Regions from separate parts of the Homo sapiens genome. Here region 2 is linked to region 1. Evidence: read pairs that join two places in POLR2A ChIA-PET (ENCODE). Cell type or tissue: PC-3. All regions are shown on one strand. Links, peaks and the distances in the headings refer to the core of each region. The heading gives the core; the rest is flanking DNA. Region 1 overlaps AHCYL2 (adenosylhomocysteinase like 2). Region 2 has its middle 15 kb from the start of MIR183.

Region 1 (5,379 bases), core at 67-5,066:
ATAGGAGAAAGATAAAATTGTAAGAAAATCATTATCAAATAATCATCCAAAATGCAATGTCCAGAGTATGATATGAGGCTTATACATATTCATTCAATTAATCTGCTCCTTCTACATCTATTATAGTTAATGATCAATCTTACTGCTTTTAGGTATTTTATAATATCAAATATTTAAAAATAAATTAATATTTACTTACTAGCCAGGCGTGGTGGCTCACGCCTGTAATCCCAGCACTTTGGGAGGCCAAGGCAGGTGGATCACAAGGTCAAGAGATTGAGACCGTCCTGGCCAACATGGTGAAACCCCGTCTCTACTAAAAATACAAAAATTAGCTGGGCATGGTGGCACACACCTGTACTCCCAGCTACTTGGGAGGCTGAGGCAGGAGAATTGCTTGAACCCAGGAGGTGGAGGTTGCAGTGAGCCGAGATCAAGCCACTGCACTCCAGCCTGGCTACAGAGTGAGACTCCATCTAAAAAAAAAAAAATAAATTTACTTACTAGTACTGGAAAGCTAACTAATATATTTTAAAAAGCTTTAACAAATTAGAGTGGCTACCTGCAAGAGTTACGAGAGCATTGAACCGTAGGGGTTGGGTAGGGAGTAGATTTATTGAATTTCCTGCTATGTTTCAATTTACACACATTGTCTCATTGAACCCTCTCTAAAACCTGTGAGGTAAGTACTTTTATCTCTGTTGTATTTATGGAAAAATGAGACTCACTAAAGCATCTTGAGCAACATTACACAGCTAATGAGTGGCATAGCCAGAATTTAAATGCAATTTCAGAATGTTCATTCTTAATGAAAAGGCTTTTTAAAAATTATTAAATCATTACCATTTCCTGAGATTCTTGAAACCTGAATGCAAGTGATTTTGCCTTCCTGTACCTTGCAATTTTCTCATCTAGATATGTGGAGCTTACAAATATGATAATCTCAAATATTCTTTCTTGTACCTTGCAATTTTCTCATCTAGATATATGGAGCTTACAAATATGATAATCTGAAATATTCTTTCCAGTTTTACTTTTCAGTGAAACTGTATAAAATATTTCTGAATATGACTCAATTTTCTAAAAATTTAACCAGAATATCCCATTCTCTATTTGTGGGGAGTGGGGTGTCACAATTTTATTGTAAAAAGCATATAGTCAAAGAGTAGCCAGGCACACTGGCTCATGCCTATAATCCCAGCACTTTGGGAGGCCAAGGTGGGTGAATCACTTGAGGTCAGGAGTTCGAGACCAGCCTGGCCAACATGGTGAAATGCTGTCTCTACTAAAAATATAAAAATTAGCAGGTCATTGTGGTGTGTGCCTGTAATCCCAGCTACCAGGAGGCTGAGGCATGAGAATCACTTGAACCCAGAAGGTGGAGGTTGCAGTGAGCCGAGATCGTGCCACCGCACTGCAGCCTGGGTGACAGAGTAAAAGTCCATCTCAAAAAAAAAAAAAAAAAGTGTATCAAAGATTTAAATTTGATTAGAAACATAGTAGGTAAAGAATGAGACATTGCCAGACACAGTGACACATGCTTGTAGTCCCAGCTGTGTGAGAGGATTGCTTGAACCCAGGAGTTCAAGGCCAGCCTGGGCAATATGGAAAGACCCCATCTCTATTTAAAAAAAAAAAGAAGAATGAAAAAGTATTCTTATCTTCAAAGGGTCTTAATATCCCAAACATAGGTTGATACAATCAGATCAACTGTTAGGGAAGGTGAAAGCCTGTAATACAAGCCTTGAATTGCTGTCTCAAAATGGAGGTTCTTTTTCTTTATATAACTAGGTTTCTTTTTCTTAGCAGATCCAGTTTGCTGACCAGAAGCAAGAATTCAACAAACGTCCCACCAAAATTGGACGTCGCTCTTTGTCTCGTTCCATTTCTCAGTCATCTACTGACAGCTACAGCTCAGGTGAGTACTGAACTGCTGTGGACCCAGCTGTTGAGGCTAATAAGTACGATCTCAATGGGCCCTCCTGTCTATCCAAGGCTAATTAAGCATGACCAAGACTGTGCTTTGAATAAATACTTCGAGTCAAAATTTAGACTAAAATGCTGGGTGGAATATTTGGATTTCTCTTGGCAATTCAGAGTGGAGCTTAATAGAGGCCTCCTCTTCCAATAGAGTCAGAAGAGGGTGATTAAGGAAATTGAATTCTTTAATCTACTCAGAAGGGTGGGAATATGTCATTGATGATCTTTCCGGAACAGTATGTGTATATACTTGTGGTCTTTTTTTTTTTTCATCCTTTGAAAATAAAAAAGAAATTCTTCATCCCTCCATCTGGTACTTGCAAATTAACAGGGAAACCTCAATTGCCCCAAGAAGTAATGACACACTGTAGCTAGTTCAAGCAAGTGAGCCCTTTGCCTTCTCTCCTAAGCTGTGACATTGGACTTCTTGTTATTCCTCCCATCCTTTGCACTGGCATTAACTCAGATACATGTGCCCTGGGACTGAGTTATCATTTAATGCCAGGTGAGCTGTTACTGTGTAGGACCCCTTGAAGGCATCGGCTAGTATGCTAAACGCTGCCTAGTATGAGTCGGATTTAATATGGAGTTAGTTTATTTTGCTCTTGTGTTGGGATGTGATAGGGAGCTGAGTGCTTGCCCTAGTTACCTCTTCACATTATAAATAGTAATATTCATTAGAAAATGTTTATTATGACCTGAAATTTTATTTGTTCTTCGTACAAATAGGAAAGTAATATTTGTTATATAAAGTTGAAAAACAGTTGTTTGGGAAGCTGTAGCTTTTAGGCTGGGTAGATTATTTATATACTTTTTACATTTGTCTTTTTACTTTCCCCCCACAGTAACAGTGAATGATGTAAAGCATATGATATCACTTCCTATGGATTTTTATCTAAAGATACAGAATCTTGTACTACCTTTTTTGTGGGGTAGCACAAGATTTGAGACAGGGTCTCACTCTGTCACCCAGGCAGGAGTGCAAGTGGCATGGTCATAGCTCACTGCAGCCTTGACCTCACGGACTCAAGTGATCCTCCCACCTCAGTCTCCTGAGTAGCTGAGACCACAGGCACCCACCACCATGCCTGCCTAAATTTAAAATTATTTGTAGAGATGGAATCTCACCATGTTGCCCAGGCTGGTCTTGAACTTCTGAGCTCAAATGATTCTCCTCAGCCTACCAAAGTTCTGGGATTACAGGCGTGAGCCACTGCGCCAGGCCAGGAAACCTATCTTATTCTGCTGAAATAAGCAGTGTTGAAAATTCACAAACTGGTTAATGTAACTCTGGAAACCACAATAATTGTGAAAAATGTGAATTGTAAAATAGTTTGTAACATTTCAAGCTGTGGGTTTGTGCATGTTATCTAAAGATTGATACTAAATAATAATAATATCAAATTTTAACTCCAGCTCAGTCTCTCCCCTACACACTAGATATACATATCCAACTATATTCCTGCAGAGGAAACCAATACCTGCCTTCCCACCCAGTCCCCATAGGCAGGGAGGGTACTTTAAAAAATATCTATTTACCTGGAAGAGAGTAATTAATGCTCTTAGTTTCTAAGTGAGCACATAGTGGCTTGGCATAGCTCATTGGTGAATGATATAGACTGGTATCATCCTGGTAAACTTGGACCTTTTAGATTAAACTATATGAAATTATCATTTTTATAAGTCAAAAATTGTCTACCTAATGTATCTGTTTAATGATACTAAGTTCAGGCACAGGAAGTCAAAACATCCTGGAGATGAAAAAGAACTTAAAGATCTCATTCTGCTTCCCTCTAATTGCTGACCTCTTTGGAACATAGGGTGCTACTTACTATACATAGTTATTTATCTCCTGATAAGTTCTTATATAATCCCTGGAATTTAAAGATTTTATTTAAAATTTGCTGGCTTTGGTTGCCTGATTTAGGGGTATCCCACTGTCCTGGTTACCCTCATCTGGATCTATTTCAGATTAGGTATCATTTTAAAAACATTATGCCTATCAACATAATATTCTCAGTGGTCTGAACTAATCTACAGGAAGTGTTAGTTCTGTAAACTCAGTGCTTTTAAAATGAAACCCAAAATGTTTGCTTCTTTAGCAGCTGCATCACATGCACTGTTACCTTGTTTTGTTTTTTGTTTCTTTCTTTTTCTTTTCCCCTTTGAGTGAATGGTTGTCAAGCCCTTTTAAACAGACTCTGACTAGAAATGCCTACTATCCTGATTATTGGACTAGGAGTTAGGAGAGACCTAGTTTCTAGTCTTTGATCCATGTTTGATTTGTTGTGTGACGCTGGAAAACTCTTGCACCTGGCATCTTCGTAACACAGACAATGGAAAGTTATATACAATGATAGAAAAAGAGTTTCATGTGCATCGAATGAAAAGCCAAAAGTAATGGAACTGACTCACAACTCTCTAAATATGACAAGACATATATGCAAATATGTGTCAATAAAAACTTGGGGCCCATTTTCAGCATATGTTATAATTTAAATGACTAGGCTGGGCACAGTGGCTCATGCCTGTAATTCCAGCAATTTGGGAGGCCGAGACAGGCAGATCACCTGAGGTCAGGCATTCAAGACCAGCCTTGCTAACACGGTGAAACCCCGTCTCCACAAAAAATTTAAAAATTAGCCAGGCGTCGTGGCGCATGCCTGTAATCCCAGCTACTCCGGAGTCTGAGGCATGAGAATCGCTTGAACCCAGGAGACAGAGGTTGCAGTGGGCCAAGATTGTGCCACTGCACTTCAGCCTGGGCAATAGAGTGAGACTTTTTTTTATTTAATAAAAAAAAATAATTTTAGGCAGGGCGCGTTGGCTCACGCCTATAATCCCAGCACTTTGGGAGGCTGAGGTCGGCGAATCACCTGAGGCCGGGGGTTCGAGACCAGCCTGACCAACATGGAGAAACCCCATCTCTACTAAACATACAAAAATTAGCCAGGTGTGGTGGCACATGCCTGTAATCCCAGCTACTCGGGAGGCTGAGGCAGGAGAATTGCTTGAACCCAGGAGGCAGAGGTTGCGGTGAGCCAAGATCATGCCATTGCACTCCAGCCTGGGCAACAAGAGTGAAACTATGTCTCAAAAAAAATTAATAATTTAAATGACTATAGAAATTAACACTGGAAAGCCCCAAAGACTCATCCTTGGACCTCTTCCCTTCTCAGTTTATACTTTCTCCCTAGATGAACTCATTTATCTCATAGGTTTAAATATCATGTATTGGTGTTTGATTCTCATATTTTATCCAGCTCAAATCTGTCTCCTATATACTAGATTCATATATACAACTGCCTGCTGAGTCCTTTCACTTGAATGTTTTATAGATATCTCTTTTTATTTTATTCTATTTTTTTTTAAGAGACAGGGTCTTGCTTTGTTGTCCAG
Region 2 (5,379 bases), core at 291-5,290, 410 kb after region 1:
CTGTGCTACCCCTTTTAGCTAGCAATGGCCATGCCTGGGCTTCCTCTTGGGAGGTCATTTCAAGGGAGGCAGAAACTCCTCAGTATGGCTTTAGGGGTATTCTCCTCTTCCCTTTTTCCTGTCTCATGGATATGGTCTTTGAGTGAGCCAATTCCACCTCTAGGCTTCAGTTTCCTCATTTGTAAAGTGAGGGCTGGAAGGAAAAGCCTTTCCTGTCTTCCTTCATCCCTTTATTTTTCTTTTCCAAGACACGTTGAGGCAGAAACAGAGGCAGACAAGCTGGGCTGCACTTGGACCAACGGAGCCCACTATGCTAGATATGCATGGGACAACAGACGTCCCACGCCGCTTCTGGATGTCACATGCTCTTCTAACTGGTTAAACTAGCACATGCGGTGGGGCTTGGTGGCTCATGCCTGTAATCCCAGCACTTTGGAAGGCCGAGGCGGGCGGATCACGAGGTCAGGAGATCGAGACCATCCTGGCTAACACGGTGAAACCCCCGTCTCTACTAAAAATACAAAAAATTAGCCTGGCGTGGTGGCGGGTGCCTGTAGTCCCAGCTACTCCGGAGGCTGAGGCAGGAGAATGGTGTGAACCTGGTAGGCGGAGCTTGCAGTGAGCCGAGATGGCGCCACTGCACTCCAGCCTGGGCGACAGAGCGAGACTCCGTCTCAAAACAAAACAAAACAAAACAAAACTAGCACATGCTACCCCAAGAACTTAATCATCAAGTCCCACAGGTCTGGGTTTTTGTTTTTGTTTGGTTTTTTTTTTAGACAGAGTCTTCTCTGTGTCACCCAAGCTGGAGTACAGTGGCACAATCTCGGCTCACTACAACCTCCATTCAAGTGATTCTTGTGCCTCAGCCTCCAAAGTAGCCGGGATTACAGGCACATGCCACCCCACCCCAGCTAGTTTTTATATTTTTAGTAAAGACAGGGTTTTGCCATGTTGGCCAGGCTAGCCTTGAACTCCTGGCCTCAAGTGAGCTGCCCACCTCAGCCTCCCAAAGTGCTGGGATTACAGGCCTGAGCCACTGCGCCTGGTCTGGATCTTAAAGCAGAGACCATGTGGGCCTTCGAGGAGCTCACATTCTCCTTGAGATGAAAAGGAAGCATGCTGGATAATGCTCCCAGCCTCTGCTGCAGAGAAACCAAAGCTGGCCTGCTCCCCTGCCAGCAGAGACTAAGTGGGGTGGTCTGAGATTGAGGAGCCAACAGACTCAGCAAACACATGCTGACAATCCTCCTCATTTGGTCTTATTCACCAGCAGAGCCCCCATGGGTATAAGTCCAGCCATCAGGTGACAGGAGGAGCGGCTGAGCCAGGGCTGGATTCGGGGAACGCTCCTCTTCCTCTTCCTCCCACCTCCCCAAGCTAGGGTGTCAGGAATGTATCCTAACCTTGGGCCTAGCCTTGGGCTCCCTTCCATCCTTGGTTTTGGAGTTAGGGAGCTGCTCCCCTCCAACCCTACTTCAATGGGTCCCCAACACAAACCCAGGCCTCAGCCCTAGGCCACCTGCCAGCTGATGGGGTCTCTTTAAGGAATTGATTTCCACAAGTCCCTGAAGTGTTTCTTCGGCAGTAAATCTCCTGCCACCCAGGCTTTCTGGCCCATGAATGATTTAGCGCCTTGGAGGGGTTGGAACCGTCTTCCTGTGCAGTGGAGGCCTGCAGTGGTGACATCACAGCTGCAATGGTGATGGATGGACTCTTCTACCCTAATGGGGAGGAGAATGCACAGGCCGCTGGGAGGGGTCAGGCCATGAAAGTAAGTACCCATCTGGCTCCGCAGATTTCTGGTTTGGGGTTCTTACTGATGGACCAGCTAGCTAATTGCCCTCGGAGGTACCTAGAGAAAGGGCCCGAGTCCATCTCTCTGTCCCCAGCCCAGAGGGACACAGGCTCATGTCACTTTGAGGTTTGCCTTTCCAATTCCTAAAGTGCTCTGAATTATACCGAGCGCCGTCTTCCCTTGCTCCAGTGACAGCACGCATACACTCCAACACACACATGCACCTGCATGGGTGTGCACACACATGCACCTGCATGGGTGTGCACACACACATCCACTGTTCTCAACAACTCTCTCAGGAAGTTCATCATTATGTCCCACCTAAACGTTTCTTGCTACTGGGGAAGCCCATTTTTCTCTGATTCCATCTGGAATTGACAGAGAACAGCTGGTCATTATTAGCCATATGCTCCCCCTCCAAGCACACATGGTGAATAGCAGCATGTTCTTGGTCCCTTCTCCACTCAGAGCCCCCTCCCCCATCATCTCTCCTCTAAGCATCAATGACCCTAGTTATCTCTGTTCCACCAGCCTTTGGGGGAAATGACAAGGCTTTAGTCAGTCAGCATCCACAGGGTGCCAACTTCTTCAAGGGAGGGTAGGAAGTGGAGGGGGTGGTCTCTGAGGCAGGGAGTAGCCTCTGCCCACTCTTGCCATCCCTGACACCAGCTGGCCCTGGCCTATCTTGGAGTAAGTATAACTTGGAGGAGGAGGTAAATTTCCTGCTTCAAAATAGCTTCCCCCCATTGCCTATCCTATAGAGACAGCCATTGGCTTGATTTTTCTCTAAGATTGAAACTGGGGTATGCACCATGCAAATTCACTGCTATGGTGCACATCCCGGATTGGTACTGGGGTGTGCAACATGTGAATTCACTGGTATCACATACATGTTAGCATGTCTTAGTTTGGGCATTCCAGTGCGTGTGTAATAATATCTCATCATGGTTTTAATTTACATTTCCTTGATGACAAATGATGTGAGCATCTTTTCATGGGCTTACGTGCCTGTGTGACTGAGTGTGAGGGAGACAGAAGAAAGGCCTGGCTCTGGAGCGTTAGGGGAATGTTGCAGAGTGAGACGCCACAATGAAGGGCTCCAGGCACTTCGGAGCTCACTGTGGAAACTGGGCACAGGTGAGCCAAGAGAGAGCCAAGGAAGCAAGCAGCTTCAACTGAGGCCAGATGGATCATGGTGCACAAAATTCTTCCCTGAACCCTTTTTTTTTTTTTTTGAGACATTTGTTGCCCAGGCTGAAGTGCAGGGGTGTGATCTCAGCTCACTGCAACCTCCGCCTCCTGAGTTCAAGCGATTCTCCTACCTGAGCCTCCCGAGTAGCTGGGATTACAGGAGCCCGCCACCACCTGGGCTAATTTTTGTATTTTGGTAGAGACAGAGTTTTACCATGTTGGCCAGGCTGGGCTTGAGCTCCTGAGCTCAAGTGATCTGCACACCTCAGCCTCCCAAAGTGCTAGGATTGCAGGTGTGAGCTACTGTGCCAGGACCCAAACACTTTTTCATTTTCCCCTCAGATCTCTGAAGGGTGGGAAGATCTGAGGCTTCCTGTGAGTGTGCATTTTCCAAGTTCACTCAGAGGGCACTTGGCAGATGAAGGCTCAGACCCAAGCGTTCTCGCTCCCGGCCTCCATAGTACCACTTTGCTGTTTACAAAGTGCTTTCATGGACATCATCTCATCTGATTCTCAGGATAACCCCATTTTACGAGTGAGAAAACTGAGACTTGGAGAGATTGAGTGGCTTGCTCAAGCCATCCAGCTAGTGAGCTGCAGAGCAGAGGAGACTCCTCGGGCTCCTCCGTTTGTCCCTAGAGAGGCTCATCTGACCTCCACCTCTCTTGTTGGGATTGATGGAGTCCGCTCTGCCCTGCTTAACTCTGCTGGGGGCAACTGCAGGAACTTACTCAGACCACCTGTCCTAGGTGCTGAGCCAGTCCCGACTTAGTTTCAGCTGAGCCACATTTAGAGAACTGTTAACATGGTGGTGTTGACCTTACCTGTAAGACCCCTGGCCACCTCACTCAGGTTGCTCTCAGTCATGAGATTAGAAAACCAAGATATTCCTCCCAAAGACTCTTCTCACATTTGTTGTATCTTCTGTTTTAATCATGAAAATCCAGATATGGCCGGGTGTGGTGGCTCACGCCTGTAATCCCAGCACTTTGGGAGGCCGAGGCGGGCGAATCACGAGGTCAAGAGATCGAGACGATCCTGGCCAACGTGGTGAAATGTCATCTTTAATAAAAACACAAAAATTAGCTGGGCGCGGTGGTGCATGCCTGTAGTCCCAGCTATCCAGGAGGCTGAGGCAGGAGAATGGCTTGAACCTGGGAGACGGAGGTTGCAGTGAGCCGAGATCACGCCACTGTACTACAGCCTGGCAACAGAGCGAGACTCTGTCTAAAAAAAAAAAAAAATCCAGGTACAAAATGCCTTATTACCACACAGGGTGAGATCTCGCCCTGACTTTATTCACTACCTGCAAGCTCAGACCCCCATCTCCGATGGTCCCAAAGCCCATAAGTTGACAGTACCTGTCTGACACATAGTAGGCATTCATTAAATGTTCGTTGAATGAATTTGAATGGGGTTCGTTGAATGGGATTTGTTAATGAACACGGCTTCCTTTTCCTGAACTGTGATTAATTTTAAAACCCAAGAGGAGGGAAGTGACATTTATTGGGTAGGTCTTTCCATTCCTCACCTCTGCCGTGTGAGGTTAGCATTATTATGCCATTTTATGGATGAGAAAATGGAAGCTAAGGCTGGGTGCGGTGGCTCACGCCTGTAATCCCAGCATTTTGGGAGGCCGAGGCAGGCAAATTACCTGAGCTCAGGAGTTCAAGACCAGCCTGACCAACATAGCAAAACCCTGTCTCTACTAAAATACAAAAAAATTAGCCAGATGTGGTGGCACACGCCTGTAGTCCCAGCTACTTGGGAGGCTGAGGCAGGAGAATCGCTTGAATCCAGGAGGTGGAGGTTGCAGTGAGCCGAGATCACATCACTGCACTCCAGCCTGGGTGACAGAGCGAGACTCCATCTCAAAAAATAAAAAAAAGAAAGAAAATGGAAGCTTGAGGGGTTCAATAATTTGGTTACTCAGCTAGGATGGGGTAGAGCCAGCATTTGAACTGGGTCTGAGTGCCACACTGACCCTCTGTCCATTGTACATGAGGAGAGAAATCCTGGGTGTCCCTGGATAAGCCCAGAGGCTTCCAGTGGGCAGGGAGCCAGCCTGAGATCCTGGGCTCTAGAGATGCCTTGGCCTCATTGGGCTGACTGTGTCAGTCACAGATCCTGGTCAAAAGCTATGAATTTCAAACTTTACTCTAGAGCTGTATTCCAATACAGCATCAGCTGAACAACAGAGAAAGCTGCTCTGCTCCAAAGTAGCAGTCTCTAGTCCAGGGGACTTTCCAACCATTTTGAAATCAGCAGTCCAGCCCCTGCCATCCCAGCCTGTGCCTGTCTCAGGCCACACACAGCAGCCATTTGCAGCTTGTGGTTGCTACTGGCCAAGTTCACCAGAGGCCCGGATACCAGCATGATGGTTCCCAGCC

Evidence for each region. Peaks named below come from ENCODE experiments on the same cell type or tissue, not always from the same donor. Only the 100,000 strongest peaks of a DNase experiment are listed, where the experiment ranks them.
Region 2: POLR2A ChIA-PET joins it to region 1 with 7 read pairs; 2 of 35 experiments call an interaction of 5 or more read pairs at or near these places.

The regions. Positions count from the first base shown.
Region 1 is chr7:129,377,832-129,383,210 of GRCh38, forward strand. It overlaps AHCYL2 (adenosylhomocysteinase like 2), which reads left to right. Exons shown (of 17, transcript NM_015328.4): 2 at 1,807-1,918. Among named protein-coding and RNA genes, the nearest start is that of STRIP2, 54 kb to the right of the region's middle. RefSeq lists a silencer at 4,710-4,894. In PC-3, for the core only: no CTCF peak of the experiment used is centred there; no DNase peak of the experiment used is centred there.
Region 2 is chr7:129,787,538-129,792,916 of GRCh38, forward strand. No RefSeq gene overlaps it. Among named protein-coding and RNA genes, the nearest start is that of MIR183, 15 kb to the left of the region's middle. RefSeq lists enhancers at 1-460, 461-970, 4,885-5,379. In PC-3, for the core only: no CTCF peak of the experiment used is centred there; a DNase peak (open chromatin) is centred at 2,794; H3K27ac peaks cover 514 bases.